Linked DNA regions of Homo sapiens: all the other regions are linked to region 4. A link is a contact called in ENCODE Hi-C or POLR2A ChIA-PET data. All regions are on one chromosome and are shown on one strand. The core of a region is the stretch at or near the end of the contact, and the rest is flanking DNA. Distances in the headings are between cores, read along the strand shown. Region 1 holds the start of DNAAF9 (dynein axonemal assembly factor 9). Region 2 overlaps SIRPA (signal regulatory protein alpha). Region 3 holds the start of ITPA (inosine triphosphatase). Region 4 holds the start of SNRPB (small nuclear ribonucleoprotein polypeptides B and B1). Region 5 holds the start of SLC4A11 (solute carrier family 4 member 11).

Region 1 (5,852 bases), core at 1,863-4,362, 940 kb before region 4:
AAAACTTGTACACAAATGTTAATAATAGCATTAGCTACAAAACATAGCAAAACAGTGGAAACAATCTGACTGTTCATTAACAGATAAATGGATAAGCAAGATGTGGTATATCCATTCAATGTAATAATATTCAACCATGAAAAGGAACAAAATTCTGATACATGCTGCAACATGGATGAACCTTATAAACATTATGCTAAATGGAAGAAGCCAGTCATGAAAAACCATATATTGAATGATGCTGATAACATGAAATGTCCAGAATAGGCAAATTAAAAGGTTAGTGGTTGCCTAGGGCTGGGGTGGTTGGGAAGAAATGGAGGAATGACTGCTAATAGGTACAGGATTTTCCTGTTGGAGTGATAAAAATGTTCTAAAATTGATTGTGGTGGTGGTTGCACAAATCTGTGCCTATACTCATTGATTTTTTTTTTTTTTTTTGAGACAGGGTCTCACTCAGTCCCCCATGCTGGAGTGCAGTGGCCTGATCTTAACTCACTGCATCCTAGACCTCCCAGGCTCAAGCGATCCTCCCATCTCAGTCTCCTGAATAGCTGCGACTACAGACACATGCCACTATGCCTGGCCAATTTGTGTGTGTGTGCATATATGAAATATATTTGTATACATAAATTATAATATAAATATATATTTTTATAAATAAACTATATATATATAGAGAGAGAGAGACAGAGAGATGAGGTTTTGCCACGTTGCCCAGGCTGGTCTCAAACTCTTGGGCTCAAGAAATCCACTTGTCTTAGTCTCCCAAATTGCTGGGACTGCAGGCGTGCACCACCACGTGTAGCCCCGTTGAATTGTTTTTAGAGCTGATTTTCAGAGCTTTTGCACCGATGGGAAGTTATCTCTAAATAATGGTGGTTACTTGTTCATGACTCTGGACTTGAGCTAAAAAATTGATCACTGCAAGCATAGAAAGAATTGAAAGAGTTGTATTTGATAAATCTCATGACGGTGTCATAGCGTCTGTCATAAGTCCAAACTCATACCAAATAGTAACTGGGAATTGAATCTTGAGCTGTGAACTTTGAACTCGGACAAAACAATAAATTGAACTCAATATCTGATGCAAAAAAAAAGTGAATTTCTTCTCTGCTTGCAAGGGAGAGCGGTACTTGTAAGGTACAGCCTCTCTGAACAAAGCCAGAGCTGATCTTATAAAAGGTTTTGAAGGCCGGGCGCGGCTCACGCCTGTAATACCAGCACTTTGGGAGGCCAAGGCTGGCGATTCACTTGAGGCCAGGAGTTCAAGACCAGCCTGGCCAACATGGCGAAACTCTGTCTCTACTAAAAATACAAAAAATTAGCCAGGCTTGGTGGCACAGGCCTGTAATCCCAGCTACTTGGGAAGCTGAGGCACAAGAATCGCTTGAACCAGGAGGCAGAGGTTGCAGTGATCTGAGATCACGCCACTGCACTCCAGCCTGAGCAACAGAGTGCGACTCTGTCTCCAAAAAAAAAGGAGAAAAAGAAAAAAAAGGCCGGGCGCGATGGCTCAGGCCTGTAATCCCAGCACTTTGGGAGGCCAAGGCAGGCGGATCAACTGAGGTCAGGAGTTTGAGACCAGTCTGGCCAACATGGCAAAACCCGTCTCTACTAAAAATACAAAAATGAGCCAGGCGTGGTGGCGGGAGCCTGTAATCCCAGCTACTCGGTAGGCTGAGGTAGGAGAATCGCTTGAACCGGGAGGCAGAGGTTGCAGTGAGCCGAGATCGCGCCACTGCACTCCAGCCTGGGCGACAGAATGAGACTCAGTCTGGGAAAGAAAAAAAAATGGTTTTGGAAATATTCGCCTTCAGGGATTGGCTGTCTTTCCGAATCAGAAGTGGAGTGCGGCAGCTGAGTACCCACTGACTTTCGGAAGCCTGGTCGCTGGTGTCAGGCACTTGTTGATTGGCTATTGTCGGAGGCTTAGAGCGGTCACTGATTGGCTGACTTTCAGAAGCGTGGGGTTGTCATTGATTTACTAAGAAGCATAGTTACCGGAGTGAGGCTATCGCTGATTGGCTGATTTTCAGAGCTGCTGCACCGACGAGAAGTTATCTCTAAATAATGGTGGTTATTTGTTCACGACTCCGGACTTGAGCTAAAAAAGTATTTTCCTTTCTTGAATATGAAAGACGAGCACTTTAAATTCCTACTCCCTTCTGGTCTTCCCTCAGCCAAACCTGAAGGAGACACCATAGGGATTGTCCAAATCTTCATTAGTGTAGGAAGGATTTTCAGCCAGTGTTGTAATTTAAGTGATCTAGCACCAATTACTGTGGGAGAAAAATAGCTCTAATTATTGCAATTTAGTGTAAAAAGATGAATACAGGACATTTAAGGCATTCCGACGAGGTCAACGAAGGACGCAGGCCAATAATCATTAAATACGTCCTGTATATACAGGACTCCTGGCAACTATCAGTGCAGTATTTCCCAAGTTTCTTGTACATGTCCCTGCAGAAACCGGTAGAGCTAGGATCTTAACAGTAAAGGTTAGGGGTCTTCTGGGATCCTGTGCGCCTCTAACGCTCATGCCCTGCGCAGGGCTGGGTGCGCACTGCTGCGCTAACCCGAGGCCGGCTAGGAATCTATTGGATGTTTGAAGGGTGGGTGCGGAATTGATGACCAGGAAGCGGGAAGACACCGTTCCGGAGAACAGGGAAGCGAGCCGGGTACTGGGGAGGTGCGCTGGGTACTGGGGAGGTGCGCTGGATCCTGACGCCGGAGCGGAAGACTTCGCTGGAGGCCGGGGCTGGTCGGGCGGGGCGGGGCGGGCAGAGGCGGAGGGGCGGGGCCGGGCTGGGAGAGGCTCCGCCCCCGGGCGCGTCCGTGTGCGTGGCCGGGGGGCGCCGCGCAGAGCCCCGCTCTATGATGCCGGGCTTGAGGACGAGGCCGGGCGGCGCTGTGGCAACCCTCACCCTGCGGACACGCGCTCCCAACATCCGGTCCGGCGGCCTCGCAGCTTAAGAAGTGGGGTCCCTGTGGCCGTGCGCCGACCCCCAACTCCAGCCGCTCCCAACGCCCCCATCCGCTCTCGGTGCGCGCGCCCCCTCCACGCCCCCGCCCCCGCCCCCGCCGGGCCCGCGCGCCGCGCCCCCTCCCACCCGGCACGCCCTGCCGCCCCGCCCGGCCGCAGCTAGCGTGGAGCCGCCCTGCGGGCAACTGAGACCCTCGCAGCTGCACCGTCCTCCTCCGCCGCCAGTCGTCCGCCGCCATGGACGTGTACCCCCCGCGCCGGCAGGGGCTGCCCCGCGCTCGGTCCCCTGGCGGCTCCAGCCGCGGGTCACCCTCCGTCAGGTACGCGGGGCAGAGGCAGCCGAGGGGCGGCCGGGCGGGGGATGCGGGCTGTCGGGGTCCGGCGACGCCTCCCGCCGCAGGGCGTGGTCCGACATGGCTTCCTCGGGACGGTTCTTTGCTGAACGGCTCAGGGAGGAATTTTTCCCAGGAACGGCGCCCTCTGTAGAGGCCCCACAATGGCTCCCCTTTGGACAACCCCGCAACGGTTTCCCCACAATGGCTCCCCCACAGACAACCCTGCAACGGTTTCCCCACAATGGCTTCCCTAGGGACAGCGATTCCCTGTGAAGACACTGTTATGACGTCCTCACCCCCATAGAACGTTTCTCCCAGGAAGGATTCTTCTACACAGAACCCCACAGAGGCTTCCCTATGAATAACTCACTCGCCTTCCCCAGGGAATGTTTCCCTCAGAAACTGCTACTCTACAGACCTCACACCTCCACACACACAATAGCTCCCTCGTGTAGAACCCCCAAATGGATTACCTAGAAAGCCCCCTCCCGTGGGTCTCTAGAGCCTTTGCCCTTGACAACGGCTTCCTTAAAGAGTGTCCCCCGCCCCCTACGTACATAATGACAGCATCTCCCCTGTCGCGCGTTTCCCCAGCTCCCCCTGCCTCAGCCTGCATCGCGACGCCCCCTCACTCCACAATAGGGAGCTCGGGTTGGGAGGAAGTAGAGGTATTAGGGACGCAGGAGGAAAAACTGGATAAATAGGGGAAAGAGGCCTAGAACCTCCGAAAGCGGCGGACGCCAGGCCCCTTACCGTAGAGACACAGTCCCAAGCTACCTCAGTATGGGGAGGGGGTGATCGTGGGGAGCGTTCCCCGCCCCCTTTAGATATAGGAAGATCCGTTTCCGATTTCTGTGCCCTATGCGTTTGGTGCTGATCTTGTTGGTCTGGGCATTGTTTGTGATGGAGCTGGTGTGGGGCGCCGGCGCAGTGTGGAGGTTGGAATGATGGAGGGGTTGCAGCAGAGACCTTTGAGAAGGAGAGGGAGAGGGGGAATGCGAGCGATGAGCTTTGGTACTGCTAAACTGTCATTAAAACAGGAGAGGGTTTTGTTGTTGTTTGCTTTTTCTTATTCTAGCCACATAGCAAAGCAAATATATTGTTCCCTTGAAAGGAGGTTGCCAATCTACATGTTAAAACAGTTTTCTTATATTCTTGTTATGGTACTTAAGGCATATGTTTTAACTTTGCTTGCTGATCTGATTTTTGGGGTTGTTTGTTTGCTTTAACTAGACCAAATTATTGGAGAACAAGAAACTGATTCTTAGAAACCTGTTTCTTTTTTACTTCCCTGCATTCCTTTCCACAACCCAGAATCCAGTATATGTTTGTTGAACAAATAAAGGATAGAGAAGGTGGGGGGTAGATACCAATGAAACATTGCATTTAGGAGTCCTAAATTGCTTCGAATCTGTCAGGTGACATTTTTGAACTCCTGCTCTGCCCTTCAGTGTAATTCCTTGTGGGCTTTACAGTTCCAAGTTTAACTGCTTATAGTAACGCATCTCCAATCCTTTGCAACATTTCTGCCAGTTTCACTGTCTGAAGCAGAAAGTATTTGAACTTGTATAGACATTGCATAGGATACTTTAGAACAGCCATCCGTTAAATCTAGGCTCTGTGTGGACTTGAGGTTTATCCCAGATCATCTTGAGCTTAGGAATTTGGATTTGAGTCTGTTGAGATCTTTAGGGGGAAAAAAATCATCTCTACCTTAGAATCTGTCTCTTAAATGCTGCCTTTCTTGTTTTTAGTAGCATGGCCATGTGCTTTTTATTTATTCTTTTAAAGGTAGTGATTCTATGTTCAAAGAAGTATGCTGGCTCACTTTACTGATCATACCCGAACTCCAAATCTTCTATCAAGTGGTTTGAATAAAATTTGATTTCAGACAAGGAATAGTGCAAGGAACCCCAAGGCCTAGCTGCCCCCAATACCTTTGGTGAAAGAAATTTGCTGAAGGCTTCCCTCCTTTCCCCACTTCTACATGATTGAACGTGCTTTTCTTGCCCATTCAAGCCTTTCCCTTACTCTTGACATTGAATGTTACTAGCACTTTCCTGTCACCCATATATGGCTTTGCTGCTGACTGCTGAGTGATGGAAGGGGCAAACCTAACTGGTGAAGTGACATTCCTAAGACCCATAGATAGTACTCTGCAAGTGTATGGTTCTAGCACGGTAGTTCATTTTCACAGATGGAGAATGGAGATCAAGAATTAAAATATTGTTACTCAGAATGAGAGGCTTCTCTTTAAGCATGTGATAGTCATCAGTCTTACCAGGTATTTTTGGTTTCTGTCTCTTGAGCATGTAGTAGAATTTTACTTGCTTGCTTCTTTGAAGTTAGGTATGGCCTTAAGAGTTGCTTTTGGTCAGTGAAATGCGTGGGAATACTGTGTAGCCTTTCATGGTACAAATTTCTGTTGTGTAGTTTTCCATTCTCTTTCCTTCTGTCATGGTAGCTGTTGGGGCTGCAAATGGCAGCCACCCATCAGTCAAGGCCCCAGAGCTAGCTTCCAGGTGACCTAT
Region 2 (5,185 bases), core at 1,533-4,032, 530 kb after region 4:
CCCATTCTTGGGGTTCTGGGACTTGGAGGAACTCAAGTCTTCGCTGTAAGAAAATCCCTCCAGGACAACAAACTGTTAAACCTCAGACTTCACAAGACCCAACCATGGACTTCAACACATGACAGACAGCCAAGATCACGTTGCTGTTGTTTTAAGAAAAAAAACAAAACAAAACACCACAGATCAAGTTTTCTAACACCTCAGTTTCAAGATTGCACGTTTCACATTTCTCAGTAATTTACAGGCGTCCACAGCGAGATGTTGCTTAGTGCTAGCTGGAGGGGCAAGCTCAGGTCTAGAAGGGAGAGATGGGTCCGGGTGGAGCAACACAGTTGGGCCCCAGGGAGTCTTGGAGGGACCCAAGGAAGCAGAGGGTTTTGTCTCCAGTCCTTTGGGAGGGGTCCTCTCCTCCTCCAGGACTCATGGCTCTTTAGCCTAGGGATGGGGGAGGCCAGGACTGTTGGCAGCAACCTCACCAAGCCTGGATATGGGTTCCAGAGTTTTTTTCCAGCTTTTCCATGGAAGGGGCAGTTTGATCTAAAGGGGAAATCTTCCCCACTCTAGCCCCAGTTGGGTGGTGGTGGTAGTGGTGGTGGTGGTGGTGGTGGTGGTGGTGGAGGTGGTGGAGGTCAGGGGAGGTGGGATTTTCTCCTCCCCACCCTGGAAGATCAGGCTTCGGAGCATCGGGGAGGCAGTCGAGGGTCTTCAAAACCCACATGGTGATGGACGGAGGCACAAGAGTTCTTGGACCCCAGGCAGTTCTGGCCACTTCCCAGGTTGGTTCCCTGGCTGGTTTGGCAACGTCAGCCTCCAGGTATGTGGCAATGTGGGGGGAGGGGGCCGTGGCTGCCCAGGAAGTGCTGGAGAGCCAAGGAGGGGTGGGGAGAGAAGAGCCACCCTGGCCCCTGGGTCCCAGAGCCTGCACCGCCCCAGCCCTCCGGGAACTGGGTTGGCTGTGCTCATCACGGCGGCTCCCTGTGGGACAAGAAAGCGCGTAGAGATGGGTGCTAGAGCAAACCACGGTCCCATTCACTTCCTCGGGACCTGGACGCTGGCGTACTCTGAGAAGGACGGCTCAGGCTTGGGGGCCGGCTGCTTGGGGGTCCGGTTGAGGTGGACCATGTCCAGGTCAGCATAGGTGAGGGTGTCCTCCGACGCGGGCTGCGGGCTGGTCTGAATGCTGGCATACTCCGTGTGGTTGTTGGGCTCCGCAGCCTGGGGAGCAGGCTTCTTCCCCTTGGGCAGGTTCAGGTCTGCATATGTGATATCATTTGTGTCCTGGATTTAAGATACCCAAAGAGAAAGTCATGAGAAGGTCATTCTATAGCCCCTGGCCCACTCACTCAAACTGAATACCAAGTCTGGATGCTTCTGTGTCCTCTCGGCCCACACTGGCTCAGCCATAAGTCATGTTCCCCTCATCTCTTGCCAACGTTACTTGCCTCCAGCCTTGCCCCTTCCCATCTGCCCTCCTCCTCACCCTGCCTGAAGGGTCTTTCTGACCCGCACAGTGCAGTCTCCTCACAGCCCCGCCTCAGTGTCACCTCCTCCCGTTCCTGCCTCCTCCTAGCCTGAACCACCTGCAGTCTTCACCCATTTCTCATGTTCATCCCTCGAGGGTGTCTGTCCTGCTTCTCCTTGTAACAAATCCCAATCCACCATGTAAATTTCAGATGAAGCATGGCTCATACTAAGACCCTCCCTGGCTCTCCCCTCTCCTGGCAGGGTCCATGTTCCTTCTTTGTGCTTCCTCAGCCCATGTTTGTTTTCCATCACAGGGCCCGCTACCCAGGACCATGTCTGTTTGGGGGCCTGAGGAGGTGCTGCTGATGGTGGTACGTGTGGGGACATTCATTAATGTATGCGTTTATTCCACAAATATTCACTGGGCATTTGTTATGATTCAGAAACCAAGGCTGGCACATAAGAAGTCTGATCCATATTGAATGAATATATGAGTGGATGGCAATAATTTCACCTTCACTCAGGGCAAAGCTGGGGACAGGGAGACAGAGAACAGGGGCAGTATAAGAACGAGATCGCCAGTTAGTGAAGCGGGAAACGTTCTGGAGTCAGAAAGCCTGGGTTTGAATCCTGGTTCTAGCTCAGGGATTTTGAGCAATTCACTTAACCTCTCTGGGCCTCAGTTTCTCCATCTGTAAAGAGGGGATGATAATAGTGTCTACTGCCAGGGTTGCTGTGAGGATGGAATGAGATTATCCAGGTAAAGCGTTTAGAACAGAGCCTGGTACCTATTGAGCATCTGTCTTCAATAAATGTTCGCAATCATTAACCACTTAGCAAACTTGGATACCTCCCATGTGCTAATCCTATCAACCTGCCACTGCCGCCTCAAAAGCGCCCATCATGAATGATAAACTTTGCTCCCTCTGTGACTGGCCCCTGCGTGATAGAACAGAATAAAGCTACCACCAACCGGCACACCTCCTAGTTGGTGCACGGTAATGGCTGATTTCAGTTCTCAGGGCTTACAAGCAGCACACAATCACATAGATCACCCCATCCACTCTTACCACAACCCTGCTTGGGAAGGATTATCTATTCCACTTTACGGCTGAAGACACTGAGACCAAGGGAGGTTCAATAAAGTGGACAAAGTTGTCCGGCTGGCAAAGAACCAAAGTGTGTTGGACTCTACGACTGTGCTCTTAGCACACAGCTCCTCTGTCCTGAGCCCTGCGTGCTCTCATTTGCTTCTGTCTGGGAAATCCGTGTTGACAGCGTGCAACTCCCTCCCTGGCCAGGGCTGGCACCTGGCACTGGAATCGCAGGCACTCTGCCAGCTGGGCTGTGACTGTCTGGCTCACTGTCCAGTGCGTGGCACACAGTGGGTGCCCAGTAAGTCTCTGCTGTGAATTTCGTAGAGGTTTCCATGACCCATTCTTCTCACCATCATTTTTTTCCCCCAGAAGATTCCAGGAGGAAGTCCAGAAGTAAAATGATGGGGGAGAAGATCTCCCTCGCTCATGACTGGAAATTGTTTTTTCTTAATTACAACTCGAGCTCATGTCCGGGGCTGCGGGGGGACCCCATGGGTCACAAGGGCAGGGCCAAGGCATTTTGGTCTACAAATGCTGCGCCTTTCACCAGCCCGACTCCTTCAACAGATTACATCTAAAAAGATGACAACTGCCTTGGAAATGTCAAGGACAGCTGGCGCGCTCTCGTTCCGGGTTCAGAGCAGGGCCTGTCTTGTTACAAGATGCTGAGCAGCCCTCTGCCTTCAAGGTCTGACAGCATCAGCCGGTGATAAGCAGGGCTAGGTTTCTCAGAAACCGTGTTGCTGCAAAATCATCTCAGCAATGCTGACCAGAAACCTCCAGCTTGAGTGAGTGTGCCCTTGTGTGAGGTAATTAATGACATGGGGTCTTTCCATCAGCAAAGGTGGGAGAGGCCCTGGCAGGCTGGGCTTTGCAGTTCCAGCATAGAAAAGCCTGGCTGTGAGGAGCGGGCAGTGAGCTGGGAGTGGCGCTCCTGGTAGAGGGATGGGCCTGGGCAAATGTAGAGAGATGGGAAGGCACGATCCACACTAAGGGAGCTGCAGCCTGACTCCAGGGCACCATTTTCATAGGACGGATTGTGAATGGTGCCCCTGGGGAGTTGTGCAATGGGTCGCACTGAGTCATGAGGCTGCAACAGCCACTCTTGGCTGCAGTAGAGAGAAGGAATATGCACAGGACATGGGGAAAGCTAGGAGTGTAAGATCCTCCACCCTCCACCCCACAAGGAGTCTTAATTTAGAACCAGATCTGCAATTCCGGTTGATGTGAAGCAACCACGCCACGGAGTTTCCCAGGAAGGGCATCTCACCAAGGACTGTACCTGTGTTATTTCTCTGGCATTCTTCTCGGGCTCATGCAACCTAAAAAGGAAAGAGACACACAGATAAAAATACCCTCACTATCTCAAGTGCTCATGCAAACTGATAAGAATAACATTTAGGCTCCATTTTCTATATGGGTTGAGGACATGAACGAAGGACTCATAACAGAAATACAACTGCATATCAAATGTTTGGACAAAGGGGTCAATCTCACTAAAAAGGAATTCTAAGCAATGCACTATCATTTTTTTAACCTACTCTATTGGCAAGGATCTTTAAAAATTATAATACTTGGTGCTGGGGAAGCTATGGTGAAATGAACTGGAGCTTTCATACGTCACTGGTGGGAGAGGCAAACCAGTACAATCCTTTTGGGAAGCAGCTGGCAAAATCAAGAGCTTGGAAGATGTCCTCATCCTTTGACTCATAATTGCACTTTTTTTTGGGGGAATTCAAAATATAGAAAAAGCTTTCAACACAAAGGCATTTGTCAAGGGCTGGATGGGGGAGGAGGTTTATGTCTTAGGGCTCTGCCAATTGGGACTGGTTAGGGAAATTAGGATAAATCCACAGATAAAGATTTAAAAGGTTTATGAGGAGGTTTTTTTTTTAAGTTAAAATTGCTTACATTAAAATGATAAGTGAAAAAGGAAAATTCTCTGTAGGATTATCTCAATTATGAAAAATGTGTGGATAACACTGGAAGGAAACATAGCAAAATGCAAACTGCAGTGGTCTTTGCATGGTATTTTTTTTCTCCTTTTTAGTTTCCCATATTCTCCAAATGTTCTGTATTATAAACATCTATGTATCATCATTAAAGAAAGAAAAGAAAAAGACCAAGATGTCCAAGTTAATCAAAGAAGTTGTTCGTGCACTTGCTTCTGTAATTGGAGGTCATGACTTGACTCACTGGAGGGTCACGGTCAAGGTGATGAGCAAACCAGAGCCACTGGCTTGGCAGAAGTTGTGTAAATTCTCAAGCCGGCAACCCCGGGGATGTTAGCATGGATAATGTCAGAAATGAGCAGTGGGGCTTGGCAGCAGGGTTATTAATGGATTTGGCATGAGTGCTTGGCTCTGAAAGCAGTTCTGAGACATGACAAGCCCCACGTGGCCACAGAAAGAACCCTCCAGGAGCAGGGGCACGTCTGCTGGGGAAGATCACGCAGATCTGTCCCCACACTACTGGCCTCCAGCCCTCCTGGAGCTTCCCACTGGCTGGCTGGTTCAAGTCCAACTCATCGCCCTGCTCAGAGTCCCACGTGGTCTGACGTGCTGCCTCCAGGCTAATTCACTGCCCTGCCCTCATGTACCCACTCATCTGCCCACCAGATATTT
Region 3 (5,066 bases), core at 28-2,527, 740 kb before region 4:
TCGGGTTCCAGCTCCTTCTTTAAGTGAGGGCAATATTCTCAGCCAGAGGTTTGGGGTCTCATGCCCACTGTCCTGCATGGGCTCTGTTCAGGGTGGACTGCCTGACTGGTCTGGCCTCAGGATCCCAAACCTTTTTTCGGCAAAAGGCTCTGGTTCCTGAGAAGGCCACTCAGTCCTGGCACCAAAGTGACATCAGTCCCTCCCTACACTACAGGCAAATGTAGGTGTCCCTAGTGATTACACCCCACTGGTCTGCCTCAGACATATCCAGTGGGTGTCATCCTGATCCCCCACACATGACCCCCACTCCATGGCTATGGCTGATTGAACAGGGGCAAACTCTTGATTCAAGCAAAGCCAGTCGGAGCTGATATCTGGTAGAAGCCTCATTGTTCCATCCCCCAGCAGGGAAGAAAGGGGAAAGATATGAACAGGAATAGGGATCAGCATCCAGAGAGAACAAGGACAAGTCAGCTTCTTGAGAGAACTTCAGGTCCTGTGGGACACGATAACACTATATTCCCACAGGAGTCATCTGGTGGCTTACATGAGCTCCCTGTGTGTTTCTGTTACTTGCTAGCCACAAAGTCCCTGCAAACAGAAACTTTAGATCCACTGCCTCCTTTACTCCTCCTCTCTATAGCGCTGTGAAGCAAATGTCCTGCATCATCCCCATTTCACACACGCGAAAAGAGGTTAGAACATTTCAGGACGGTGGTGAGGCACGGACTGCTCAGTGTGGAACTCCGTCCCACGCCCTCTCTGGGTCCTGCTAGCCCTGGCCCAGCAGCGGGATGTGGATAAGTCCCAGAAGAGTGTCGGGACACTGGGTTGGGGTCTACTTCAATAGGTGACCTTCGGGGCGGTTGTTAAGAGCCCCGCTACTCCTCCGGGTCCCGCAGTCGCTGACCACACAAGCCCTGTGTCGGGATCTGTCGAGACCCTCGTTCCCTCGCCAACCCCGGGGCGCCCCGATTCTGCAGCCACTCCCTTCTTGCGCCCCAGCTTTTCCACACAGCCGGGTCAGGACCCATTCTTCCGGGCTGAATTCTGTTCTCTCTCCATGCCTCCTCCCACGTGCTTCCCTCCTCCCGGAAGCCCCTTCTCCGCCCTATTCCCAGCCGCCTCCCAGTTAGCCCCCAACACCCTCCCGGCACCTCCTCCAGCTTCTTGGCGTTCCCCGTTACAAACACGATCTTCTTCCCCACCAATGAGGCCGCCATGGTGATCCCCGGTTACCCAGCTGAGCCACCGAAAACTCCTTGGCGTCCAGTGACAGAAAACTTCCGGCTGGTGGCGGAAGTGAACGGCTCAGTTTCCGGCCAGGGGTCCCGGGGAAAGCCGACCCGGACCCCAAGGCGCGTATCGGGCGAGTGGGCTCGCGGTGGCGGCCTAGCCCACAGCGTCCGATTTGCTGGGGGCCTCCCGAGCCTGGAGACTGAGTGACCCACCCCTCCTGCCTAAGGGACGCTATCTTCAAGAACCGGAAGAGACCACTCCCACCCCCACCCCGCCCCTGCTTTCGCTCTTCTCTGCAATGGGGTCTCCGAAAGGAGAAGACTGCAGCCCTGTGACCCTGGAGGTTTGCGCTCTCCTATGCTGTCTCAAAAAACTGCCTCCTTCTAGGCAAGGGCTTCCAAACCCTCATCCTGATCTCACCTTCAGCCTTACCCGCCAGCTATGATCCACTCGACTGTGAACTTAAACTCGGCATAGCCTAAAACAAGCCCAAACTTCTCACCCGTTTTCACTCCTAGGCTTGAGAGCTCAGTATGTAGAGTTCCTCACTTCCTCATCCCTCCAGCCTCTCAAATCTATCACCCCTTCTCCGTGGCCACCGTTTCAGCCAGATCTTTGCATTCCAAACACAACAGAAAGTAGGAAGTGCCCTCTCAAAGGTGGGTCTGCTGAACCTCTGCTGATACTCTCTTTGCAGCAAGTCATCTGACCTCCCTCCTCCAGAGACTCAGCCCTCTGCCCCCCGCCTGGACCCCTGTGTCAGTACCTCTTGAATGGCCACTTCTGCCCATGGACAAGAAAGGGAGGGAGTCTGAGTTCTTACCAAGCTCCTCAGGCCATTCTGATGCTCATCAAAGTGTGGGAAAGCCCGGTGGCTCACGCCTGTAATCCCAGCACTTTGGGAGGCTGAGGCGAGTGGATCACCCGAGGTCAGGAGTTTGAAACCAGCCTGACCAACATGGAGAAACCCCATCTCTACCAAAAAGTACAAAATTAGCTGGGCATGGTGGTGCATGCCTGTAATCCCAGTTCAGAGAATTCAGGATTCAGGAGAATCGCCTGAATTCGGGAGGTGGGGGTTGCAGTGAGCGGAGATCGTGCCATCGGACTCCAGCCTGGGCAACAAGAGCAAAACTGCGTCTGAAAAAGAAAAAAAATGTGTGGGAACCACTGCTTTGGGTGGTGACCTGTTTTCTTTTATTGAAGTAGAAACACTAACCATTATGCAGAGTCCCTAGAGGAGTGGCCATGGGGATTTGGGGGCAGAGGAGGGCTTGGGGGACATCAGTTACCCCGAGGAGCCTGAAAAGAAGAAAAACAGCCCACCTTACATGGATGCCTTTCTTGGATCTTAGCCAGCTCAAGCCCCAGCTCAGGAAAACCTTCCCTGAGCTCCCTTTCATCTGCTTGCATAGCACTGACCTCTGCACTGCAAATAGATATTCATTTGTGTGATTCTGTTTTCTCTTCTAAAAATCCTAATGGTAAAAACCATATCTGTTTTTGCTCACCTCTCTTTTTCTTTTTTTTTTTTTTTTTTGAGACGGAGTCTTGCTCTAGTCACCTGGCCTGGAGTGCAATGGCATGATCTTGGCTCACTGCAACCTCTGTCTCCTGGGTTGAAGCGATTCTCCTGCCTCAGCCTCCTGAGTAGCTGGGACTACAAGCACCCCCCACGACGCCCAGCTAATTTCTGCATTTTTAGTAGAGACGGGGTTTCACCATGTTGGCCAGGCTGGTCTCGAACTCCTGACGTCGTGATATGCCCACCTCGGCCTCCCTAAGTGCTGGGATTACAGGCATCAGCCACTGTGTTTTGTTGTTGTTGTTGTTGTTGTTTTGAGATGGAGTCTTGCTCTTGTCGCCCAGGCTTGAGTGCAGTGGCACGATCTCGGCTCACTTCAACCTCCGACTCCCGGGTTCAAGGGATTCTCCTGCCTCAGCCTCCTGAGTAGCTGGGATTACAGACATGCACCACCACACCCAGTGAATTTTTGTACTTTTAGTAGAGGTGGGGTTTCACCATATTGACCAGGCTGGTCTCAAACTCCTGACCTCAGGAGATCCCTCCACCTCAGCCTCCCAAAGTGCTGAGATTACAGGCTTGAGCCACGGTGCCCAGCCTCACCTCTCATTCTTAAATCCCAGCTCCTGGTACATAGTAGGTGTTCTGTAATGTAAGATAACTAGCTTGGGCACAGTGGATCACTTGATCCCAGGAGTTCAAGACAAGCCTAGACAACATGGTGAAACCCAGTCTCTACAAAAAATACAAAAAATTAGTTGGGCTTGGGGGCACACACCTGTAGTCACAGCTGTTTAGGAGGCTGAGGTGGGAGGATCACCTGAGCCTGGGAAGTCGAGGCTGCAGTGAGCCAAGAGTGCCACTGTACTCTAGCCTGGGTGATGTGAGTGAGACCCTGTCTCAAAAAACCAACAAACAAAAAGATCACAACTGACATCTATAATTACAAGTCCATAGATAACTTTCTTTTTCATTCTTTTATTTATTTATTTTTTTTGAGATGGAGTCTTGCTCTGTTGCCCAGGCTGAAGTACAGTGGTGTGGTCCCGGCTCACTGCAACCTCTGCATATTGGGTTCGAGCAGTTCTCCCACCTCAGCCTCCTGAGTAGCTGGGACTCCAGGCATGCACCACCATGCCTGGTTAATTTTTGTATCTTTCTTCTTCTTTTTTTTTTTTTTTTGAGACAGTCTCACTCTGTCGCCCAGGCTGGAGTGCAGTGGCGCGATCTCAGCTCACTGCAAGCTCCGCCTCCCGGGTCCCCACCATTCTCCTGCCTCAGCCTCCCAAGTAGCTGGGACTACAGGCGCCCACCACCACGCCTGGCTAATTTTTTTGTATTTTTAGTAGAGACGGGGTTTCACCGTGTTAGCCAGGATGGTTTTGATCTCCTGACCTCGTGATCCGCCTGCCTCAGCCTCCCGAAGTGCTGGGATTATGGGCATGAGCCACCACACCCGGCTAATTTTGTATTTTTAGTAGAGATGGGGTTTCTCCATGTTGGTCAGGCTGGTCTCAAATTCCCGACCTCAGGTGATCCACCCACCTCGACCTCCCAAAGTGTTGGTTGGGATTGTAGGCGTGAGCCACGGTGCCCAGCTTTTTTTTTTTTTTTTTTTTTTTTGAGACTGAGTCTCACTCTGTTGCCCAGGCTGGAGTGCAATAGTGTGATCTCGGCTCACTGCAACCTCTGCCTCCCGGCTTCGAGAGATTCTCCTGCCTCAGCCTCCCAAGTAGCTGGGATTACAGGCACCCACCACCACGCCAAGCTAATTTTGTATTTTTAGTAGAGACAGGGTTTCACTGTGTTTGTCAGGCTGGTCTCAAACTCCTGAGTTCAGGTGATCCACCCACCTCAGCCTCCCAAAGTGCTGGGATTACAGGTGTGAGCCACCTCGCCCAGCCCATATTTTTTCTTTTTCTTTTTCTTTCTTTCTTTCTTTTTTTTTTTTTTTTGAGACAGAGTCTTGCTCTGTCGCTCAGGCTGGTGTGCAGTGGTGCAATCTTGGCTCACTGCAACGTCCGCCCCCTGGGTTCAAGTGATTCTCCTGCCTCAGCCTCCCGAGTAGCTGGGATTACAGGCATGTGCCACCACGCCCCACTCATTGTTTGTATTTTTAGTAGAGACAGGATTTCATCACGTCAGCTAGGCTGGTTTTGAACACTTGACCTGAAGTGATCCGCCCACCTCGGCCTCCCAAAGTGCTAGGATTACAGGGGAGAGCCACCTCATCTGGCCCGTATTTTTTCAAATCCCTTTCTCACCATTGTTCATTGGTCCTGAATTTATTTTTATTTATTTT
Region 4 (5,638 bases), core at 3,101-5,600:
TTATTGGAACCCAGCCACACTCATTTGCTAGGTATTGAGTATAGCTGCTTCCATGGTACATGGTAAAGTTGAGTAATTGCAACAGAGACCAAATGGCTCGATAGCCCTAAAATGCTCTCTGCCCTTAACAAAAAAAATATTGGAAACTAACCAGTCTTATACATATTTTAAAAAAGTTTGCCCGCCCCTGATCTAGACTGAAACTTGGGACCATTTTATCAAGTAAATACCAGATGAATTGCCTGTTTAATCCCCGGCTCTGAATTCATGACCTCTTTTCCCTTATTTGTAGATTGGCAAACTAATTGAGTTGCAAGGCATCTAGAATAGCCAAAACAACCTTGAAAAAGAAAAAGGAGGAGGATTCACACTTTTTCTGACTTCATATAGATCAAAGGAATAGAATTGGAAGTCCAGAAATAAAACCATGTGTCAATGGTCAAATGATTTTCCACTAGGGTGCCAAGATTATTCAGTGGGGGAAAGAAGAGTCTTTTTAACAAATGATGCTGAGCTAACTGTATATCTACTTAGAAAAGAATACAGTTTGACCCTACCTTATACCATATATAAAATATGAACTAAAAATATATCAAAAATCTAAATGTAAGAGCTAAAACTATAAAACTATTAGAAGAAAACAAAGGGGTAAATCTTCATAATCTTAGATTTGGCAGAAAAGATTTTTCTTATTGCACCAAAAACATGAGCAACAACAACAACAAAAAGATAAATTAGACTTCATCCAAATTAAAAAACTTTTGTACAGGATATTACCAAGAAAGTGAAAAGGCCAGGCATGGTGGCTCATGCCCGTAATCCCAGCAGTTTGGGAGGCTGAAGTGGGTGGATTGCTTGAATCCAGCTTGGGCAACGTGGTGAAACCCTGTCTCTACAAAAAAAAAAAAAAATAACAAAAATTAGCCACCGTGGTGGCATGCATCTGTAGTCCCAGCTACTCGGAAGGCTGAGGTGGGAGAATCGCTTGAGCATTGGAGGTCAGGCTGCAGTGAGCTGTGATCGCACCACTGCACTGCAGCCTGGGTGATGGGGTGAGACTCTGTCTCAAAAAAAAAAAAAAAAAAAAAAACTCACAGAATGGGAGAAAACCTGTATAAATCATATATCTGACAAGGAACTTGTATCTGTAATGTAGAAAGAATTCTTACAACTCAATAATAAAAGTCAAATGGTCCAATTAAAAAATGAGAAAAGGATCTGAATGGGCATTTCTCCAAGGATGATATATAAATGGCCAACAAGCACATGAAAAGATGTTCAACATCATTAGTCATGAGGGAAATGCAAATCAAAACCACGATGAAATTGATAGCACTTCACATTAAGATGGCTTGAATCAAAAAGTCAGATAATAACAAATATGGGTGAAGATGTGGAGAAATCAGAACCCTCATACGCCACTTGTGGGAATGTATCATGGTGAAGCCACTTTGGAAAACAGTCTGGCAGTTCTTCAAATGGTTAATCAGAATTATCATATGACTCAGAAATTCCACTCCTATCTGGATACCAAAGAGGAATGAAAGCATGTCCACGTGAAGACTTGTACACGATGTTTACAGCAGCATTATTTATAACAGCCAAAAGGTGGAAGCAATCCAAATGTTCGTCATTTGATGAACTGATAAAATATGGTAGTTCCCTCCTTATCTGAGGAGGTTATATTCCAAGATCACCAGTGGATTCATGGAACGGCAGATACTACCAAACCCTATATATACTATTTTCTCTTATACATACATAGCTATGATAAAGTTTAATTTATAAATTAGGTACAGTAAGAGATTAACAATACTAATAGAACAGTTATAAAAATATACTGTAATAAAAGTTATATGAATGTGGTCTCAAAATATCTTGTACTGTACTCACCTATTTTTATACTGCAGTTGATTGTGGGTAACTGAAACCACAGAAAGTGAAAGATGGATATGGGGGGACTACTGTACATCCATACAATGGAATGTTATTTGGCCATAAAAAGGAATGGAGTATTGATACGTGTCATGACATGGATGAGCCTTAAAAACATTGTGCTAAGTGAAAGAAGGTAGTCACAAAAGACCACGTATTATTATATGATTCCCTTTATATACATTTTCTAGAATGTCCTTCATAATATTCATCCTTCTGATAGACCTGAGTGTAGGTTCAGGTCTCTGCTCACATACCACTCCTCAGAGAAGTTTCCCCTGACCACCTAGCCAAAACTGTACCCTATCCCTCTCAGTTCCTCTGCCTTTATTTATTTTTTTCATATCACTCTAATGTTACATTGCATACTTATTTATTTGGTTTACTATGTCTTTCTCAGTAGGATGTAAAGCTCCGTGAGGGAAAGGACTCTATCCCAATAATGGTGCATGGCCTTAGTAGATGCTAAATAAAAATGATTTTAAATGCATGCATGAATGAAGTGTTAGGCAGCTGGGTAAGGTGGGGGCAAATGAACAGCTGAGGAGCCAGACGGACCTATATTCCCACTCTGACTCCGCCACTTTGGGCAACATAATTCATTTCTATGAGGCTTCGCCTCTTCATCTACAGGTGACAGGAAACGGGACAACAGAACACACCCTTTAGAGATGGTGTGAAGATGGCAAAGCACCAAGGTGGAAGCTCTCCTTGCTGGGTTTGAGGAACAGCAAGGAGATTAGTGTGACTGGAGAAGGATGAATGAGGGCAATGTTGACGGAGATGAATGAGGTTGGAGAGGAGCGCAGAGCTAGATTTTATTCCATGTGTGCTGGGAAGTTTTTGGTAAGTGGAGACCAGGACATGACATCATCTGATATCCCAGTACGTTTAGAAGGATCCCTCTGGCTGCCGTGAGAACAAGAAAGGAAGCAAAGAGACAAGTTACGGGCTCGTTCAATGATCCAAGACAGAGACGATGGTGGCTATGACTAGAGTGGACGCAATGGAGTGGGTGACAACAATCATATTCAAGATAATTTGAAGGTGGGGGCCACAGGATTTGCTGATGAATTTGATTATTCGATGGCAGAGAAAGAGAAGAATGAAATATGCTTCAAATTTGTCATTTTCTTTTTTTTCTTTTTTAATCCAAGAAACTTCGGGGATGGGGAACACTGGTGAAGTGGTTTTAGAAACAGTGAATAGAATCAAGAATTCAGTTTTCAACATGTTAAATTTGGTATACCTATTAGACATTCACATCACGCTGGCAGCTGGATATAAAGGGCCAAGAGTTAAATGAAGAGACCAAGGTTAGAGGAACAAACTTGAAAGCCTTGGGTGTATATGCTGTATTTAAAAGTCATAGGAAGGGCCCAGTGTGATGGTTCACGCCTGTAATTCCAGCACTTTGGGAGGCCAAAGTGGGTGGATCAGGAGTTCGAGACCAGGAGTTGAGGTCAGGAGTTCGAGACCAGCCTGGCCAACATGGCAAAACCCCGTCTCTACTAAAAATACAAAAATTAGCCGAGTGTGGTGGCACAGGCCTGTATTCCCAGCTACTCGGGAGGCTGAGGCAGGAGAATCGCTTGAACCGGGGAGGCAGAGGTTGCAGTGAGCCGAGATTGTGCCACTGCACTCCAGCCTTGGTGACAGACTGAGACTCTGTCTCAAAAGAAAAAAAAAAGTCATAGAAAAAAAATAAATGTCATACGACTGGATGCGATTATCAGCAAATATGGGTAGAGCCCTTATTTTGTGCTAAAGTGTTCTAGGCACTACAGCAATGAGTAATACACAAAGAGAAAAATTCACACCCTTATGGATCTTACATTCTAATGGGGAGGGGATAATAAAATAACTAACAAAAATATACAGCGTGTTAGATAGCAAGAGGGAAATACAGGAGAGATGAGGATGAGGTGGGTGGGAAGGTTACAGGATGGCTAGGGAAATCCTCACTGGGAAAATGTTATTTAAGCTTAAACCTTGAAAGAGGTGAGGGCAGCAGCCTTCTGGTATACCTTGGGGACTACCATTCCAGGCAGAGGCGAAAGCAAATGCAGAGGGGCTGAAAAAGGAGCACGTCCAGCCAGTGGAGGGAAAAGCAAGAATAGTGACTGTAGAGGAGAGAGCCGGGGAGGGTGATGGGAAATGAGGACCGAGAGGTTAATGGGAAAGGCGGGGTGAAGAGAAATGAGTGTGACACAGAGCAGCTCTCAGTACGGATTTAAGCTAGGAAGGTGTCCAAACAGGAACTTAAGGCTCTCCTTACGTCAAAGCCGGATGTTAACGCCCAGTCCCCAGGCCCCGCCTCTGCTCGGCAGAAGCTCCGCTCCGGGGCCGGAACTCCAGGGCTAGTGAGCTGGACCGGAAGTAGGTTTCTACCCGACCGCATTTTACGTGGTGCTGCATTTCCGGTAGCGGCGGCGGGAAATCGGCTGTGGGAGAGAGGCTAGGCCTCTGAGGAGGCGAATCCGGCGGGTATCAGAGCCATCAGAACCGCCACCATGGTAAGGAGGGCACAGGCTGGCGGCGCGGGAGCTTCCGAGTCTGTTGTGGAGTGGGAACCGCGACTGATCGGGGAGGAAGCCGTGGGTTGGAGCCACTTAGGGCGGTGAAGGCCTGGGCCGAGGCCGCTCGGTCTGGGCGGGAAAGACCAGGACCTTGGCGGTTCGGCTAGGCATGGGGTCGAGGAAAAGGTTGGAACCGGTGTCGGAGGCCGAGGTCGCTCGGCAGGGGCGAGGGTAGAACCGCGGCTCTCGACACCGCTGTAGCCATAATTCCTGGGACCCAGTAGGCACTAAGTTAACTTTTGCCGAATAAATATATGTCCCGGGCTTCGGAGCAGGCACTGGAGCCGCAGGGGGACCCGGTAAAAGGCTCAGACTTGCGGAAGTTTGTGAGTCTGAGAAAGAGTTGGCGGAAGTGGGTGGAAGGGGCTCGTGGACCACGCTAGAGTCTCGCTAGGTCTGCTGGATGGAGAGGAGGGCGGAGGAGGGTGATGGCGAATGGAGGAAGAGCTCCACTCAGTTGCTCATCACGTTTCCGTGTTTGCCTGTGCCTGACTTCTCAGGCGCTGGGGCTACTCTCTGAAATATGTTTGCTTCCTTCACAGAGGTAGCTGGGGACACATAATATAATTCAGTGTGGTCATTCGGTAAAAGTAACGGCAGCGGGGCGGGGTAAGAATGTTTTCTCAAATAGATGGTTCCTGAGCAGATTCCTAAAAGATTAGCAAGAATGTTCCCGGCGAAAATGGGGGGAATATTACAGACCCGGAGAACTGAAGGAACAAAGGCTGAAGGGTAACAAGATTTAAAAAGTTACTGGATTTTTCTGCGTTTGTTGACTGAGAAAAAGTTGCTGGAGGAGAAAGGAAGAAAGAAGGGAAGACGGGAAGAATTGGCAGGAGGCTAGTTACTAAAGGCCTTGCATGTTAATTTTACCTCAGTGGTGGTGAGGCATGTCATTGAAGGATTTAATTTAATTTATTTTTATTTTTTTGAGACGGAGTTTTGCTTTTGTTGCCCAGGCTGGAGTGCGGTGGATCGATCAGGGTTCACTGCAAACTCCACCTCCCGGGTTCAAGCGATTCTCCTGCCTCAGCCTCCCAAGTAGCTGGGATTGTAGGTACCCGCCACCACACTTGGCTAATTTTTTGTATTTTTAGTAGAGACGGGGTTTCACCATGTTGGCC
Region 5 (5,885 bases), core at 1,729-4,228, 770 kb before region 4:
AGAGACATAGCGGGAGGGGCATGGAGCTCTGGAGAAACTTCCTCTTAAATGTAGCTGAGGGATAAGGCAGCACCCGGAGGGCAAGGGGCTTTAAGGGAAATTTTTTTTTTTTTTTTTTTGAGATGGAGTCTCGCTCCGTCGCCTGGGCTGGAGTGCAGTGGCACGATCTCGGATCACTGCAACTTCCACCTGCCGGGTTCAAGCAACTCTCCTGCCTCAGCTTCCCGAGTAGCTGGGACTACAGGCATGCGCCTCTATGCCCAGCTAATTTTTTTGTATTTTTAGTAGAGAGGGGGTTTTAGCATGTTGGTTTGCCAGGATGATCTCCATCTCTGGACTTTGTGATCTGCCCACTTCGGCCTCCCAAAGTGCTGGGATTACAGGCGTGAGCCACCGCGCCCGGCCGGGGAATGTTTTGTTTTTAAAATGAGCCCTTTTTTTTTTGAGATAGGGTTTCTCTCTGTCACCACGGCTGGAGTGCAGTGATGCAGTCTTGGCTCACTGCAGCCTTGACCTCCCTGGCTCAAACAATTCTCCCACACCAGCCTGCTGAGTGGCTGGGACCACAGGCGTATGCCACCATGCCTGGCTAAGTTTTTGTAATTTTAGTAGAGACGGGGTTTCACCGTGTTGCCCAGGCTGGTCTCGAATTCCTGAGCTTGAGCAATCCTCTCACTTCTGCCTCCCGAAGTGCTGGGATTACAGGTGTGAGCCACCAAGCCCGGCCTAAAAATGAGATGTTATACATTTACTTCAGACCCCAGATTCTACAATCCACAGGCAAGATAAGTGGCATCAGGGGAGGACAGCAGAAAACTGTTAAGTGCGCCTTGTGGAACCCAGCGGTTACAGTTTCAAGTCCACAGCCCAGTAAAGTCTGAGACCCCAAGGGAGGGAATGAGAGGGAAAGTGGGTGCCTGCGTCTGGGTCCCTCAACCTGCCTGCCTATGTAAGGACCCAGTGGGGCACAGGACAGGAGATCTGGGGCACCAGTATTTGCCTTCAGCGTCAGACGATCTACACAGGACAGGAGGCAGGTGGGAGGACTGAAGGAAACAGCCTCTGAAACGGTCAGTCTGGAGGCAGCAGGCGTGTGGGCCTCAGGGGTTCCCTCCAGGAAGGCCGAGGGAACAGAACCGCAGGGGCAGAGCACAGGTGTAGCAGAGAAGGGCTCAGTGCCAGTTCCTTTGAGAGACGGTCAGGGAGCGGACAGAGGGGGCCCATAGCCGACTAGGGGCGGCTTGGTCATGGGCTCCTCTTTCCTCAGTGGGCTGAGGGGTTAGGTCCTTTGAGGAGCGCTGAGGAGACTGTGGTAAGGGGAAGCGCCCTCCATCCCAGAGGCTTTCCTGGAACAAGTGGGTTGGAAGGACCAGGTGTTTGGGAGCTGCTGGGAGCAGGTGCAGAAGCCAAGGCATTCCCAGATGGGGGAGACTGGGGGTGGCAAGGTGGCTTTTCAGGGATCCAGCCTGCATGCCACCTATGCAGCCATGCTCCGGGGGCGACATCCGCCTGTGTCCTTCAGCTCTTCCTCAGCCTCCACCCGCCACCCGGGAGTCAGTGCCTGGACTGGAGCTCTAGCTGGAGGGCGTCTAGGAAAGGTCCCAAGGGGTGCGCAGGATGACCTGGTGTCTCTCCAGAGTCACCCCTGCTAAAATACTATGTGGCCAGCCCCAAGTCAGTTGCAGGTCATGGTGTTGGGATCTTCCACAAGGCCTCCTGGAGTCGCGCTGGGGGAGGGTGGGGTACTCAGTCTGTCGCAGAGCCCCAGGCCATCCGTCGCCAAGAGGAGCACTCCAGCGCTTCCCTCCTAATGCGTTCTTATCTTGCCGGGAGGAGAACTGGGCCAGCCTTACTCACCCAATCTATGCATGAGGCTTCCCCAACGCGCCAGAAGCCCTTCCTTCGCAGAGGTGGGCTTGCCCCGGCCTGTCCCCGTTCCTCTACCATGGTTAGGGCACAGTGGCCGAGGACTCCGTCCCAGCGCGGCTGAGCCGGAAAGCGATGGCGGCCGGAGGGGTCGGGAGGTTGGTTAGCGCTTTACGGAGCTGCGTGTTCCGTTTCCAAGGGCTGTAGAGCCTTCTACTGGGAGCCACCGTGGATCAGGCCAGGGGTTCGTCAGCTGCATTTGCCGGATCGCATCGCAGCACGCGCACCCACACGCGCACACGCCCTACTCGCAGGAGACTAAGCGCCCCGAAAAGGCGCGTCCCCGGGCGGGTCGCAGCCGGTCCAGGAAAGGGGACAGGGCGCAAGGGCCATTTGGGGAAGGAAAAAGGGGGCGAACCATGACCTTGACCTCATAGAAGGCCGAGGACGTGAAGAGGCTGGCAGATAAGTTGGCGAGGCTCGCAGCGAAAACCCAAAGCAGCCGAGCTCGGAGAGCGCCGTCTCAGCGGGCGAGGGCGTAGCCCGGGGAATGCACGGAGGTCCGTCTAGTCAGTCGGGGCGCGCTTCCTGGAGGAGGAGGAGAAGGACTTGCGGCCGGAGCTACCGGGATAAATGCAGGAGGCGGGGCAGCCAGCGGGCGTGGCCCTGCGGAGGTCCCCGGTCGAAAGGAGGAGACAGGGGCCGGCCGCGTACTTAAAGCGGACGCGGGGGAAGCCCTCCCGGGGTCTGCCTCAGTCGCACAGCTCGGTGGGCTCGTGGCGCAGTCGAACGTTTTCCCAGAAGCTCCCCGGCCCCGTCCAGCCCCTAAACTCGCGACGCTGGGTCTGCTGGGTCCGGCGCGCACAGGCTCGAAGGAGCCGGGTCTACTCGGTTTGGCCCAGCAGCTGCGGGCGGCGGGGAGCAGCCCAGCCCGGCTGGAGCAGCCTCCCGCGGGTGAGGGCGCGGGGCGGGCGGCCGGGTCCCAGCCCTCGGCAGCTCTGCCTACCGCGCCCGGGCGCGGCGTCTGAGCGGCATTAGGACCCAGGCGCGGCGTGGGGGTGTGTCGCCGGCTCCCGCCGCCGGCCCGCCCGAGTCGCCGAGTTTGGGGTCCAGAAGCGCCGGAGCGCCGCGTGAGGAGCCCGGCCGTGAGTGCGCGAGTGTGCCATGGCCGCGGCCACCAGGCGCGTGTTCCATCTGCAGCCGTGCGGTGGGTGCCTGAACCCGGGGGCGCGGCGGGAAGGCCGCCCGGGTCTCCGCCACCGTCTCCCGTCGGGGACCCCGGGGAGAACGCGGATGCCGTCTGCCTGCGCGGGCCGGGGCCGGTGGGCGAGAGGGCTGCGGGATTCCCAGCCGCGGGGAGGAGGGCGCGGGTGCGGGAGGCCCGGGCGCGGCTTCGCGGCCACCGCGCGCTTGGTTTCATTAGGGCTCTGCTGTCGCCGTCTTGAATTTCTTACCAGGTTTGAACAGCTGATGCAGCGGGTCGAGGGCGGGGAGCTCGAAAGTGGGCAGGGCGGAGCTGTGGGGCTCCCAGCGCCCCGAGCGCCGAGCTTTTGGGAGCCTGGCGGGCCGCCGCCTCGGAAGGTCTCATTTTACCTTCCGCCCGGGCATCTTCCCGTCCGGCGCCGCGGTGGGAGCCCCGGAACCCCTGGAGTTTTGGGAGTCCCGGGACCCCTGACCGTGCCCTGCGCGGCCGCAGCGGTTTCTCCCTTGCTCTGACACGGGAGGGCCAGCCCTGGGTCCCCGCCAGGACCCAGGTTTGTACGACCCTTTACCTGCACGTGGGCCGCCGGGACGGAAGCGGAGTGTGCACCGGCCCAACCCTCCCAGACCCTCGTCGCCCACGGCCTGGGACGCGCCCCAGCGCCCCCGCCCCCCACTTCAGGATGCAGCCCCGGCTCCCGCCCCGCGCCTGCATTCACATCCTGCGCCCCGACCCCCGGGGTCTCCGAGTCTGGAGGCGCTTTCCTCTCGTGCACGCGGCCCCTCCTGTCGCTTCCTTCCTCCGACAGCGAGGCACAAACAGCCGGGACCATCCGGGGACCGGCCCAGGGAGGGCGCAGCCTCCCCCGACCCATGTGTCCCTCAGATACTCCTCCCACCCCCAATTGTTCTCCCTTTTGGACCAACGGCTCTGGCTTCCAGGCGGCCGGGACGCGGTCCCAGGACTGGAGACCGTTGCCTGTCGGCCCCCGTGTGACCCGGGGCGCGTGACGGGGGTCGGGGGAACTGCGCCTGCAATGGGCGTTTATGGCCCCCAGGACCGGTCTGAGAGTGAGAAGAGGGATGTGCAGAGAGATCCCCCGCCTTGGCATCCGAGGAGAGAGGGGGAGAGGCCCGCTCGGGCCCGGTCCCTTCCTCTCGCTGCAGCGGGGCAGGGTTTTCTCAGGAAAACCTGGATTAGCGAACATGGTACTGGTACTAACTCGGTGGGAAGACATCCCTGGAACGTCTCTCCTCCTCGCCTCTGGCCCGCCTGGGCAGCCCCTAGCAGATGGGCTAAGCAATTGAATTTCTGAGATTAAGGCTGGCTTCCCCTGCTATGGGGCCCCCTCCCGAGCACTGTCCCCTGCTTCCCTTTCTCCCTAGGGTGGCGTGGGTTGCATCCCTCGGAAGAGCGAAGGAATGAGCCAGGTCGGGGGGCGGGGAGACAGGTGCACACAGGAGGTCCAGGGCTTGGTCCATGGGGCTGGTGACCTTTCTGCTTCCCTTGCAGAAAACTCTCCCACCATGTCGCAGAATGGATACTTCGAGGATTCAAGTGAGTACCTCTCGGGGAGTGTGTGTGTGCAGAGAGAGCTTGTCGGGCAAAAGCCTCCAGGGTGCATAGCCTACCCACCAGAGTCCTGTGGCTTTGCTCGCCTATCTGGGCCACTCTAGTGCTGGAATGCTTTTGGCTTCCACTCTTCGGGAAGCTAGACATGGGCGGATCCCCCGTGGACCTGAGAGGGCAGGCTGCCCATTCTCCTGGGCTACTTGGACCAGGTGAACCCTCTGGGATTCTTACCCAAGGTTTTCTGTGACAATGGCCTGTTATCTGACTAGCCTTGGGCCAAGAATTCTGTGTGCCCCTGTCCCTCTGTCCTCACCCAGCCCTGGAGGGAATATCTGTCGTTGTCTCTTTAAAGAAATATAAGGCCTCTGTGCTGCAGTCCCTCGGGCACCTTCCTGCTGTCCCTGCTTGTACCAGTCCAGCTGTCTTCCTCCTCATGTCTCTGGGCTGGCTTCAGGCTGTGTCCTGTGCCTAGCCCCATGAGTGACCTGACCATTCGAGGGTTGTTTGTAGAGCAGTGCGTAGACACAGGGCTGATGTTCCCTTACCCAGAGCCCTCAGGACATGGGGCTCTGTGTGCTAGGCTGCTGGTGGGCAGGTTACGTATGGGGCTGGGACTAGGACTTGGCATTGCAGGAGCCCCCCAGGAACCTGGTAGTGTCAGCTGGGCAGGTCCTTAATCTAGGGGACCTGAGCACTAAGTCTAAGGTAGAGCTGAGGGCATCAGGGGAAGAATGGGGGAAGAACGGGGCTGTGTGAAGGGCAGTGGAGGGGACTAGTGGGTGCTGGTTGAGGGGCAGAGGGGAGGCTGGGACAAGTTCGGGCCAGGGGAACCAGACAGTTTAAACAAGGCAAGCCTGACCCGGGGAGGAAGGAGTTTATCATGAGCTCCAGAACCAAAGCAGTGAGGACGTCTTTTGTTTTGTTTTGTTTTGTTTTGTTTTGTTTTGAGTCTCGCTCTGTCGCCCAGGCTGGAGTGCAGTGGTGTGATCTCGGCTCACTGCAAGCTCTGCCTCCTGGGTTCACACCAGCCTCCTGCCTCAGCCTCCCGAGTAGCTGGGACTACAGGCGCCCGCCACCACACCCGGCTAATTTCTTTTTGTATTTTTAGTAGAGACAGGGTTTCACCATGTTAGCCATTGTTAGCCAGGATGGTCTCGATCTCCTGACCTCGTGATCCGCCTGCCTTGGCCTCCCAAAGGCAAGGATGTCTTTTGACCTAATATTTCTTCTCTGGGCTCTGGAGGTA

The links. Hi-C counts contacts between places; a loop is a spot of excess contacts on that map. ChIA-PET counts read pairs that join two places held with the same protein, here RNA polymerase II (POLR2A). Pooled maps may share reads with other maps.
Region 1: a loop to region 4 is called in a map of CD8-positive, alpha-beta T cell, with 27 times the contacts of the local background. The contact joins the promoter of DNAAF9 here to the promoter of SNRPB in region 4. A Hi-C loop is called at or near these places in 2 of 168 maps with a recorded cell type or tissue (CD8-positive, alpha-beta T cell and gastrocnemius medialis) and 8 of 50 pooled maps.
Region 2: a pooled map shows a loop between it and region 4 (4-fold over the local background). The contact joins the enhancer-like site here to the promoter of SNRPB in region 4. A Hi-C loop is called at or near these places in 2 of 50 pooled maps. POLR2A ChIA-PET finds 5 or more read pairs at or near these places in 2 of 52 experiments (AG04449 and MCF 10A).
Region 3: a map of naive thymus-derived CD4-positive, alpha-beta T cell shows a loop between it and region 4 (15-fold over the local background). The contact joins the promoter of ITPA here to the promoter of SNRPB in region 4. A Hi-C loop is called at or near these places in 1 of 168 maps with a recorded cell type or tissue (naive thymus-derived CD4-positive, alpha-beta T cell), 2 of 37 single-sample maps with no recorded cell type and 10 of 50 pooled maps.
Region 5: a loop to region 4 is called in a pooled map, with 5 times the contacts of the local background. The contact joins the promoter of SLC4A11 here to the promoter of SNRPB in region 4. A Hi-C loop is called at or near these places in 1 of 50 pooled maps. POLR2A ChIA-PET finds 5 or more read pairs at or near these places in 2 of 52 experiments (H1 and naive thymus-derived CD4-positive, alpha-beta T cell).

Annotation. Positions count from the first base shown.
Region 1 is chr20:3,404,929-3,410,780 of GRCh38, reverse strand. It overlaps DNAAF9 (dynein axonemal assembly factor 9), which reads left to right and starts at 3,112. Exons shown (of 37, transcript NM_001009984.3): 1 at 3,112-3,306. The coding sequence starts at 3,224. RefSeq lists enhancers at 1,711-2,212, 2,589-2,788 and silencers at 2,779-3,028, 3,069-3,308, 3,369-3,448.
Region 2 is chr20:1,933,413-1,938,597 of GRCh38, reverse strand. SIRPA (signal regulatory protein alpha) reads right to left here. Exons shown (of 8, transcript NM_001040023.2): 7 at 3,844-3,883; 8 at 1-1,278. The coding sequence ends at 1,030. Among named protein-coding and RNA genes, the nearest start is that of PDYN-AS1, 11 kb to the left of the region's middle. RefSeq lists enhancers at 423-975, 976-1,530. Within about 2 kb of position 2,782, at least 17 of the 41 ENCODE cell types and tissues checked have a DNase peak (open chromatin) inside an H3K27ac peak, as active enhancers do.
Region 3 is chr20:3,205,709-3,210,774 of GRCh38, reverse strand. ITPA (inosine triphosphatase) reads right to left here and starts at 1,277. Exons shown (of 8, transcript NM_033453.4): 1 at 1,158-1,277. The coding sequence starts at 1,223. RefSeq lists enhancers at 1,082-1,151, 1,034-1,682.
Region 4 is chr20:2,469,501-2,475,138 of GRCh38, reverse strand. It overlaps SNRPB (small nuclear ribonucleoprotein polypeptides B and B1), which reads left to right and starts at 4,350. Exons shown (of 7, transcript NM_003091.4): 1 at 4,350-4,451. The coding sequence starts at 4,449. RefSeq lists enhancers at 4,341-4,390, 4,401-4,450, 4,611-4,730.
Region 5 is chr20:3,236,283-3,242,167 of GRCh38, reverse strand. SLC4A11 (solute carrier family 4 member 11) reads left to right here and starts at 2,978. Exons shown (of 20, transcript NM_001174089.2): 1 at 2,978-3,073; 2 at 4,580-4,624. The coding sequence starts at 3,031. RefSeq lists silencers at 2,729-2,888, 2,989-3,168.